Regions from separate parts of the Homo sapiens genome. Here region 1 is linked to region 2. The links are chromatin contacts, found by Hi-C or POLR2A ChIA-PET in ENCODE. All regions are on one chromosome and are shown on one strand. Each heading gives the region's core, a stretch centred on a gene start or an enhancer-like site at or near the end of the contact. The rest is flanking DNA. Distances are from core to core; before and after follow the strand shown. Region 1 has its middle 36 kb from the start of TM4SF4. Region 2 has its middle 18 kb from the start of COMMD2.

Region 1 (5,973 bases), core at 2,454-4,953, 230 kb before region 2:
TACTCCTTCTCTTCTGCCTCCAAAACTTTCAAGAATCCCTCCTGCGGCGCGCCCTAACAGGAAACACAGGAAAGGGAATTTGGGGAAATGTAGTTCTGTTTAGCCTGGCACATTATCAAACTGCTGTACCCGATGTAGAGAAGAGAGTGGCTTTTTAGTTTTCTTGTCTGTGTGTGTGTGTGGTTTCTTAGTCTAGGTCAGGGTTTCTCAACCTCTACACTACGGAAAACCTGCCACATTCTCCCATGACACGCTGTACGTGTCTGATTGCCTGTGTCACATTAGGTCACCAAACTTGTTCTTCCCCCTGGACTGAGAACTCAGAGACTATCTCATCAACGTTTGCATCTCTTTCAAGCGCTGGGCCTGGCACATGGTAGGTGCTCACTCAGTGGGATGTTATCATTGTTATGATGGTGTGACAAAGTTATTCTGCTCAAGGGAAAATGAAAGGGCTGCTCAAGCATTTTGGAATCGGGCCGTTCATAATAAAAATAACCCCAGACCTTGGTAAGTGATGTGATTGACCAAGTGATTGACCACATGTTCACAGTTGCCCGTTTCTTACCCTCTGCTTTGTCATGACCACACTTTAGTCAGGCCCCAGCTCTGCTTGCCCCAAAGCCTGAGCTGGCATGAAAATCCCCATTATCAGCTTAGCCAGAGAACTGTTCCTGTCAGTCTCTGCCCCCTTGCTTGCCCAACTTCCCGTTTCTGCTAAGCTCTGCCTACCTCTCCCAATAAAAGAAAATCTTTTTCTGTTTGTCTCTGAGACATTTGCAAATTCCTGAGATTGGAGTGTTTTCCCTATTGCAATAGTCCTTTTGAGTAGTGTTTCTCCTTATCTAAGTGCATGTTTGTTTTTATTTGACACAAGCCTATGATATAGAAACAACGATAAGCCCCATTTTGCATAAAAGTAAAGTGAGGCTTAGAAAAAATAAATAACTTTCCCAGGGTCCCATAAACAGCAAATAGGAAATTCAGGATCCAAAGCCAAATAAATGGTCTGACTGAGGGTGAGTCCACTCCCTCCACCACTGAGCTAGATATCTCACCAATTCTAAAATCATCTAGGAAGGAATGCTTGGATTCCTACATAGAACTGAAAATAATAAAAAGTGTTTTTTGTTTTTGCTTGTTGGGGTTGTTTGTTTTGTTTTGTTTTGTTTTTGAGACAGAGTCTCGTTCTGTAGCCCAGGCTGGAGTGCAGTGGCACGATCTCGGCTCACTGCAACCTCCACCTCCCGGGTTCAAGTGATTATCCTGCCTCAGCCTCCCGAGTGGCTGGGATTACAAGGTGCCCACCACCACACCCGGCTAATTTTTGTATTTTTAGTAGAGATGAAGTTTTCACCATGTTGGCCAGGCTGGCCTCTAACTCCTGGCCTCAAGTGATCCACTCGCTTCGGCCTCCCAAAATGTTGGGATTACAGAAGTGAGCCACCGCACCCGGCCAAAGTGTTACTCTTTTTAGTGGCATAATTTTTACTGTTCATTTCACCTGAATTAGGGAAAACTATCAACTAAAATATAATCAATATCAGTATTTTTATATGATTACTCAAAGCACCTCTCATGAAGAGAACTGCACATAGCAGCCTGCACTTATTCCTATGCTTTTTATTTCCCAAGTCATTCTATTTAGTGGTTTTACTTTGTCTGTGTGTAAGAGGCCAGAATGCAGAGACAGGCTTCTATAATCCTCAGAGTTAAAAGAAAAGAAAAGGCAACTCCCTGTGATCTCTGCCTTCTGTGATGGGCTGATCCTGTCCCTTCTCCCCTGCCCACCTTCCCACCAAGAGCTCTCACTCTGGTACAAACATGTCCTTCAGGGATAGCTGTGCTATTATCACCCTACTTGAAAGCTGAGGAAACTGAGGCTTGAAGAGGTTGCACAACAAGCCAAGGACACTGAGCTAGTCATGGCAGAACAGGCATTAAACCTAGGACACCTGTACCTCAAGTCCAAGCTCCCCACCACCTGGCTGTCCTGCCTGTCCCCCTAAGTGTCAACACAAAGACGTCCAATGGCGGAACTACAGCTCTCCTGCACTCCACTGGTCAGGCAAGGAGAAGCTCAAGGAACCAAGCTGTATGAAAAGGAGCAGCAAGTACTGATGAGATGGGGCCAAAGGGGAAAATCCCCTGGAGGCTGATGTCAATGATCAGCCGCTAAACCTCCCAGGCTACTTTTAAACTTGCATAACTTAACTTTCCAGGCTTCTTCCACAGTGCTTTGATTTCAATATTTCCCTGTGTGGCCTTTCCTGGAGCAGGGAGAGAAGGAGAGCTGGGTGCTAACTGTGATACTCAGCAATGGTGTAGCCTTGGAAAACCTCCCCATTTCTTTGGGCCTCAGTTTCCTTCTCAGTAAATGAGAGCAATTGAGTCAGGCTGTTGCTAAGTTCCTCTTTAGTGCTATCATGCTCTGGTTTTGGAGTTGTCATAAGTAGCCTGGGGCCAGGCGCAGTGGCTCATGCCTGTAATCCTAGCACTTTGGGAGGTTGAGGCAGGAGGATCACTTGAGCCCAGGAGTTCGAGGCTGCAGTGAGCTATGACTGCACCAGTGTACTACAGCCTGAGCAACAGAACAAGATCCTGTCTCTAAAAGGAAGAAGAAGAAGGAGGAGGAGGAGGAGGAGAGAAAAGTAGCCTGGGTCTACAGAGCTTAGCTCCTTTGCAGAGCTTTTAAAAATCCCAGTGTCCATTCCCGCCCCACTTCCAGGTATATTAATTTAATTAAGTGAGTTTGGAGGCCAGGCATCAGACATCAGTCCTTTTTATTTTTAACTCACCAGGTGATTCTAATAAGGAAGCAGGTTGGAGAACTGTTCTGGAGTGTTTTCAAACTCGAGTCCTGGGGGGTTTGCTAAACACAGAGTGCCAGCTCCCACCCCAGAGTTGCTGATTCAGTAGGCTTGGGGGTCGAGTATTGCTTCTTTTTTTTTCTTTCTTTTCTTTTCTTTCTTTTCCTTTCTTTTTCTTTTTCTTTAGCTGTCTTTCTCTTTCTTTCCCTCCCTCCTCTTCTTTCCTTCCTTCCTTCTTTTCCCTCCCTCTTTCTTTCTTTCCTTCTTTCTTTCTTTCCTTCCTTCCTTTCCTTCTTTCTTTTCTTTCTTTCTCTCTTCCTCTCTCTCTTTCTTTCTCTCTCTCTCTCTTTCTTTCTTTCTTTTCTTTCTTTCTTTCTTCCTCTTTCTTTTTTGACAGTTTCTCTTTTGTTGCCCAAGCTGGAATGCAATGGTGCTATCTCCATTCACTGCAACCTCCGCCTCATGAGTTCAAGTGATTCTCCTGCCTCAGCCTCCCGAGTAGCGGGATTACAGGTGCACACCACCACGCCCGGCTAATTTTTTGTATTTTTAGTAGAAACAGGGTTTCACCGTGTTAGCCAGCTGGTCTTGAACTCCTGACCTCAGGTGATCCACTTGCCTTGGCCTCCCAAAGTGTTGGGATTACAGGTGTGAGCCACTGCACCCAGCCTCCTTCTTTTTGTAGAGATGGGGCCTTGCTGTGTTGCCCAGGCTGGTCTCCTATCTTGGCCTCAAGCTATCCTCCTACACTGGCCTCCTAAATGCTGGGATTACAGACCTACCCCACCATGCCCTGCTGGACGTTTCTATTAAGTTCCTTAATGATGCTAATGCTGCCAGCCCAGATTCCACACTTTGAGAACTGCAGAAGTGTTTACACTCTCTTAAATAGTACCTACGGTCACATGAATTATTTTTTCCCAGCCTTGGAGAGCCTGAAGATTTCATCGCATTCTTAAAGATCCATGACCCCAGAAAAATTAAGAGCCAGATTAGAGTCTAATTATGCATTGAAAGCTTTTTCTAGGCAGGGTTTCACAGGAGATGATTTTGCAACTGGTTCAGTCTTGGAGTAGTCCCAAGGGTGTATATTTGTGTTTGCTTAAGCACCTGGGCATTGCAGGCTATATGATGCCAACACCCTTACCAGTCCACACTCAGTTTCCTACCAAGAAATTGCAATACTAGGAGCATCAGCTTGGTAAAGAGAGTAAACATGACAACTTTTCCCAGCATCAAATGTGAATATTGTGGAGAGGTAGAAAAACAGGGAGAGGGGAAGAAAGAGAATTCCCGTGATGCTATTGAAGCAGAAATAAAACCTCTGCAGATAATCCTGCTGCCTATTGATGTTGGGGCCACAAACTTGGGAAAATGAATGTTGTGCCATCATAATCACCCTAAGGATCAGTTACATAACATTTAATCATAAATTATACTCATCCAAAATGTGGCATGGGAAGTTCATATGTAAACTTTAATGTATTTTTTTATTCTTTAAAAATTTCCATTTTTGTGAATGTTTTATAATGTACACAATACACTAGAACAGTCATTTTGTATTTAATTTATAACATTAAAAAATAAACAAGCAAACATACATACATCGGGGCTCCATGATGAAAAAAAAAATTGGAGATTACTCCTTAGGTGTCAAACTTGACTGCACCAGAATCACATGGAAGCTCACCGAACAAATGCAGAGTCTCAGACCTCAGTCTCTTTCAGGTTCAGGAGGTCTGAGAAATTCACAGTTACACCAACAACTTGGGAAATTCTAAGGCAGGTGAGCCATTGACTCTACTGTGAACCCTGCTCTGAAAATGACTTTAGTTTTTTTTGTTTTTTTTTCTCTTTGTACTTAATAACTTTATTCTGACTCAAAAGCCATAGAACTCCTCACCAAAGGACACATAGGTCAGTGCAAAGAAGGAAACAAACACGTCTGTATTCTGCATGTCTTTCTCCTTCCCCCTTCAGCAATGCCCCATCCTATTCCCAGCCCTGGTCGGCTGCACCCCCTGAGCCAGGCTCTGGTCACTCACTACACCATGACAAAGCCACCTGCCGCCTGCTAATGGTGACTCGGCTCAGCCATTAGAGGGCAGCAGATAACAGGTCACTAAGCAGATAATTTCTCCGCGAGCAGGTTTGCCCATCTTTCTAAATAATCCAATTTTTCTTGAATATTTTCTCATCAAGGAACATTTTCCAAAAACCTCATAAATGCAAGTCATGGAAGTGACAGCAAACAAGCCCAAGATTGCACTGTCCAAAGGAAAGGTTTCCGTGTTAGGCATGGCTCAAGGTGCTAGGTACAAAGCAAACAAAATCCCTGCTCTCATGCAGCTGACAAGTTAATGGGGGACAATCGAAAAGTAAGTTATCTCTCACTGTTAGATGGTGGTAAACGCTGCGGAGAAAGACATGGCCTGGGCCAAGAGAAGGAAAAGCTCAAAGAAGGGAATGAATATTTATTGACCATCTATGAACGACTGGTTTTCACATAAGTCACTTCTCTTCATCTTCACCACTCTCTCATTGTACCCCTCCCTTTTTTATTATGCCAATTTTACATGTAAAGAAACTGAAGTTCCCACCGGGCACGGTGGCTCACACCTGTAATCCCATCACTTTGGGAGACCGAGGCGGGCGGATCACCTGAGGTCGGGAGTTCGAGACCAGCCTGACCAACATGGTGAAACCCTGTCTCTACTAAAAATATAAAATTAGCTGGGCCTGGTGGTACATGCCTGTAATCCCAGCTACTCCAGAGGCTGAGGCAGGAGAATCACTTGAACCCAGGAGGCGGAGGTTGCGGTGAGAGAAGATCATGGCCATTGCACTCCAGCCTGGGCAACAAGAACAAAACTCCATCTCAAAAAAAAAAAAAAAAAAGAAAGAAAGAAACTTAAGTTCTGAGACTTTAAGAAACTTGGCTAAGGCCACGGCATTAATGAATACCTGCACAGTACTGAACTTCTTAACTTGTTGTCATAATGAAGCCCAGCGCGAATTGTAAAGGAGACTGCCCACACATGCATTTTACTAGTGCTCACACACCTCACCTTCTCCAGGACTCAATATGCTACGTGGAATGTGCCGGGCCTCCTCTTCCCCAATTAATGTTTCACCCTTATTTTGGTACTCTGAAACTCTTATT
Region 2 (5,775 bases), core at 3,259-5,758:
TAAACCAAATTACCTAGTAAAATGTGTGGAGAAAAATGGCTTAGGATAAAGCTCTGGGGAACACTTATAACTAAGAGGAGCATAGAAAAGAGTCCTGCAAAAAGAGTAATAATGCAGTGCTAGAGATGTAGCATGTAAAACAGAAGAGTGACAAAAAAGAAAATAAGAAAACAAAGGATGGAGATAGGTATATTAAAATGAGGATTGAAAAGTATGCATTAGATTTAGCAACACGGAAGTTCCTGGAAATGTTATCAAGATGGGTTTGGGAAGGCAGGTAAATTTTTTCAAGGAGTTACTGAAATGGAGACAAGAGAGGGTGTATGGTAACTGAACAGGGATGTGGGTCAAGAGATATTGAGATGAAATAGACTTGAAAATGCTTACTTTCTAACATAAGATATCAGGAAGACGAATAAGTAAAAGTCACAAAAGTGTCAGAAAAGAATGGGATCCAGAAATGTGAGGAATGCCTCTTCTACTGGAATGGGAAGAGGAAGAGGACTATTAGTGCAGGGAACAGGGAGAATTGTATATTTGGTGGTCAGAAGAAGGGAGACAATTCCTGTCTGGTCACCTCTCTTTGTTCTGTAAAGAAGGGAGGAGTCAATCTACCAAGAATGAGAGGGGGTGCCGGGTGGATTGGAGGTTTAAGAGGAGTGGAGAAGTTTTGGAATAGCTGTTGAAAATGGGAGACAGCTAACTAGGGAAACAGTAAGACAGCCAGTCAGTGTTAAGGGTTTAATTGAGATTGATGACAACGAATGTATAAACTTGATCATCTGTGTGGTTTTGCTCATGTTCTCCTGTGGAGCTCAGTAGCCCATGCACAGAGTATATTGTACGTACTATCCGCTCATCACTCTTATTTACTCATTCGCTTGTTCATTAATTTAACTACTTTGTGCCAGGTACTATTCTAGGCACTGTTTCATTTGATGATTAATATTTTATCTTCTTTTTCTTTGATACAGGGTCTCACTCTGTCACCCAGGCTGGAATGCAGTGGCACAATCACTGCTTACTGCAGTCTCAACCTCCTGGGCTCAAGAGATCCTCCACCTCAGCCTGCCAAGTAGCTGGTACTACAGGCACATGCCACCACACCTGGCTAATTTTTGATTTTTTGTAGAGATGGGGGCTCACTGTTGCCCAGGCTGGTCTCCAACTCCTGGCCTCAAACAATCCTCCTGCCTCGGCCTCCCAAAGCACTGGGATTACAGGCATGAGCCCTCATGCCCAACTTTTTTTAAAAATCATATTTCTACAAGCAGACCACAATATATTAATACTGAAAGAATTACAGTGAAACCACCAGATTATTGAGTTTTACAGAGACAAGAATTTACAGGTATGATAAAGTACAGAAAGCAAATAATAGGACATTAAAAGAAAAATGCTCTTTAAAGTTGTATATTTTGAATCTTGTCTCCCTAATCACACTGTGAGATCTTAACTATGAGTTTGTTGCAGCCAATGTATGTTTATCCTAAAAAAAAAAGCCTAACTTGTAGATAATGACAATTTGTGGAGCTGTTTTACAAAAATTCCATTTTGTATAATAAAGTATGCAATTTTGCAAAATTAATGTAATTGTATTGTTACACTCTACACCATGTAGGGTTAGACCCTAAAACTGTAACCTAAGCAGAGAATGATTTTTTTGGAAATGCATTAGGTACTCTGCAGAATTAAGGGACAGACCTAAGACCTGGTCCATAAAGGACAGGAACAGGAGCAGATTCACGAGGCTATGTATCAGGCCATCAAACATCTGGCCAGGCCACTAAAATGAATTTGTGTCAACCATTCTCTTTAAGTCTGAGGGTTTCAGAGTTCCAGGAGAGACTTACAGTCTCAGTGTGGATAGCAGGGAGCATGGTCCCATGTCTGACAGTCCCATCTAACTATAGCCAATTGGGAAGAGCATATTTCACAATGTAAATTGGGGTATAATCAAAACAGCAAAATGATCAGTAAAAATAGCACCTTCTTGATGCCCTTAGTGACAACTAATGTCTCCTCTCTTATAAATGCAGAGCTCCTTATTTGTTGTAGCTCTTCATCTGCCTAACACACTCTAACTGAACTGATGATGTTTATGTACCTTTCCATTTCCTCCAGTAGCTTATAAGCTTTGGAAGGCAGTGGCTGAAGCAGCTTCATAATCTGGGGAGCAGTGTCCTAAAGATCTCCCAATGTGGCTATTTCAAAATTTGTTTAGAATATTCTGAGGCATGAACTTATGGAAAAGCAAATGCCCTTTTCTCTATTCCACTATAGACAAAGAAATTTTTAATAGTTTTTACCTTTCTAATTTGAAAAACACAAGATGACTATAGGAAGACATAAATACTCAGTTGCTTTCCTATCTTTTCTAAATCTGCCAAATGCCCACAACATCTCTCACTTTAGTAGAAAATCTATTAAGTTAAAATTTCAAAGGATATACAGTTGTCCCTTGGTATCCACAGGGGATTGGTCCTAAGACTCCTGAGGATACAAAAATCTGTGGATGTTCAAGTCCCTTACATAAAATGGTGTAGTACAGAAAGTCCCCAACTTTTGATTGTTCAACTTGCAATTTTTTGACTTTAGGATGGTGATACACGCATTCAATATGCTCTTTATGACAGGACTACATCTGGATAAACCCATCGTAAACAGAAAATATCGAAAGGTAAATCCATCATAAGACAAGGAGCATCATGTTTGCATATAACCTATGCACATCCTTCCCTATACTTGAAGTCATTTCTAGACTACTTGTAATACCTAATGTAAATGACATGTAAATAGTTGTTATACTACATTTTAAATTTTTTTGTATTATTCTTATTGTTATTTTTGTATTTCTGAATACCTTTGATCTGTGGTTGATCGAATACATAGATGTGGAACCTGAGATATGGAGACTGACTGTAATACTGGTCCAATTTTCTTTAGAGCTGATTTTAGCTAAGTCTCTTCGATAGTTCATCTAACTTCCTAGCTGGTATAACTTTTGAATCAGGCTAAAAATAAAACACAATCCACTGGAAAATAACTCTTCTAATAACTGGCTAAGAAGAAATTGCTCTCAGACTCTTCCAACTTGTATCTGGGAAGATTTTTTTTTTTTTTTTTTAATGGAGTTTTGCTCTTGCTGCCCAGGCTGGAGTGCAATGGCGCGATCTCGGCTCACTGCAATCTCCGCCTCCTGGGTTCAAACAATTCTCCTGCCTCAGCTTCCTGAGTAGCTGGGATTACAGGCGCCCACCACCATGCCCGGCTAATTTTTTGTATCTTCAGTAGGGACAGGGTTTCACTATTTGGCCAGGCTGGTCTTGAACTCCTGGCCTCAAGTGATCCGCCTGCCTCGGCCTTCCTAAGTGCTGGGATTAGAAGTGTGAGCCACCATTCTGGGAAGACAATTCTAAAAAGCCATAATTATAGAAAATATGTTACTAAATCAGTTAGTTCTTTTATGAACATAAAATACACTGCAATGGATTATAATCCACAGTAAGACCAAGAATAAGGCTTGTTAAAATACTGTGAAAAGGAGTATCCATAGAATGGAATATTATTCAGTCATAAAGTGCATGAAATACTGATACATGCTAGAACATGGATGAACCTTGAAAACATTATGTTAAGTGAAAGAAGCCAGACACAAAAGGCCACATATTATATAATTCCACTTATATGAAATATCCAGAATAGGCAAATCTACAGAAAGTAGATTAGTGGTTGCTAGAAGAAGGGAAAATGAAGAGTGATTGCTAATAATTACAGGTTTCTTTTGGGTATGATAAAAATGTTCTGTAATCAGATAGTGGTAATGGTTGCACAATTTTGTGAACATCCTAAAGCCACTGAATTGTACATTTTGAAAGGGTAAATTTTATGTGAATTTTATCTCAATAAAAAATAAATTTTAAAAAGAAAGGGAGGAGGCTTAATGAGAGGTTTGGCATGAAAATAAATTGTTTTAAGGGCCCAAGAAAGGCATGGAATTTAGTATTTATCCCTTGGTAAAAACAAAGAGTAGATGAAACAAGCATAGAAAAGAATACCCAATAATTATATTCTTGAAAGCCTAAACATAAAAAAAAGGTTTTAATTACATTGCTCATACCAAGAGATAAATAATTTTTGCCTTTTTGAAAAGTACATGGGGACTTGCTCATTTTTCCCCCCAAATACTAAAAAAAAAAAAAAATGCCTGTAGCTTTTCTTAAGCTCTTCTTTTAGTCTATGAATTGTGCCAAGTCTCAGCTGCAAATCAAGCCATTTTATTATGGTGCAGCACTTAAACTCACTTGAGCTTTGTAAGAATTTTTTATTTATTTGGAATGAAAGAATATGGTTTTCAGACCATGCCAGGAAATCATATCCTAACCATCTATACTTGCTCCAATGAAACTCAGACTTCCCTGGATTTTCTTTTCCTCATTCTCTGAATTTTAATCTGTGTGCTTTTAGTCTTCGAGTTAACTGAGAAGCCTTTTCGTTCTGTGAACTAAGCACATTCCTTCAAAACCACAGGCATCCACTTCTCATTGGACTTATGACAATCACAACATTGGCACACAGGTAAAAAATAACTTGATTTGCTTTTCCCATCACACCTCTGGTTACCTCAGGGGACCCCACTTCAATGGAAAAAGAGTAAGGATAATTTCTGTCAAAGTATTCCTCAGTATTCTATAATGATTTCACCTTTCCTCTGCACACTTCCACAGCTGTAGCCATTGAATCATGTTAGATTTCTGCCTTCCAGAAGAAGGCAGAGTTTCAAGGAAAAGCAATTCTAGTAGACACCAGACCAGAGGAACTTCCCTTCTTCAGAATAACTCCCTCAGGAGATTCCTTTCTGCAGCCTAATGAGCTTATGGATTAAACTATTTTAGAGGATGGAACAGCCTAAGAGCATTCTAAATTCTGAGACTAGAACTTTATCCTTTGTTCAACACACAATATGGGTCACTCTAAGTACCTACTATTAACAAAACTGAATCTGTACCATGTAAAAAAGCCAGAAAAGATTTCAAAATGTGCTTTGTTATCAATATAATGCCATGCATAAGTGGGTAGTTTATAGCTTAGTGTAACAGAGCAGAGTAAAAAAAATTTTAAAAGTTAAAAGGCCTCATATGGTTGGTGAGATAAGGCACAAATCTTTTTTGTGTTATTTCCCTTTTTGGCTGCTGGGCAGACTCTTCTGCAACAGAGGATATGATAACTGCAAGAGAAGAAAATGAAAAGTGTAGTCTTTGCAACTAAAAAATGTCAACTTAGGCTCAAGCACAATAAAAAAACACAGTCTCTCACTCTGGTGGTCATATAATTGGTAATATTTCTAATGATAACAAACATAATTTACATTATAATTATAAAAAGTTCATCTTATTCAAAAGTTGCTTGGGTTTAGAATGGCAACAACTCAAGTAAAAGCCCAGTTTTAGAGCACATTAACATAGATATTTGTATTATTGATACTGCCTTTTAACCCACTAAGGATATGAAATTACTTTTTCTATATTCGCCCATTATGGTATGTCAAAACTTTTGGACTCATGGCTGTTGTGCATACTTAAGTTATAGATGGAGTTCCTGGGTAGAGAGGAGCTGTAAAAATCTAGAACAAAGAGCCATTACTACTCTGTGATCAAATCATTAAATACACATTTTAGTGCCATATAGTATTTTTTCTCATCTTTATATAATTTTTTGAAAGCTGAAAAATAATGGGCTTATTCTGCTTTTATAATTCAAACATTACTTTCAAAA

The links. Hi-C counts contacts between places; a loop is a spot of excess contacts on that map. ChIA-PET counts read pairs that join two places held with the same protein, here RNA polymerase II (POLR2A). Pooled maps may share reads with other maps.
Region 1: a loop to region 2 is called in a map of Calu3, with 3 times the contacts of the local background. The contact joins two enhancer-like sites. A Hi-C loop is called at or near these places in 5 of 168 maps with a recorded cell type or tissue (Calu3, adrenal gland, heart right ventricle and 2 more) and 1 of 50 pooled maps. POLR2A ChIA-PET finds 5 or more read pairs at or near these places in 2 of 52 experiments (A549 and H1).

What each region holds. Positions count from the first base shown.
Region 1 is chr3:149,507,573-149,513,545 of GRCh38, forward strand. No RefSeq gene overlaps it. Among named protein-coding and RNA genes, the nearest start is that of TM4SF4, 36 kb to the left of the region's middle. RefSeq lists a silencer at 4,895-4,994. Within about 2 kb of position 3,704, at least 3 of the 41 ENCODE cell types and tissues checked have a DNase peak (open chromatin) inside an H3K27ac peak, as active enhancers do.
Region 2 is chr3:149,731,848-149,737,622 of GRCh38, forward strand. No RefSeq gene overlaps it. Among named protein-coding and RNA genes, the nearest start is that of COMMD2, 18 kb to the right of the region's middle. Within about 2 kb of position 4,509, at least 3 of the 41 ENCODE cell types and tissues checked have a DNase peak (open chromatin) inside an H3K27ac peak, as active enhancers do.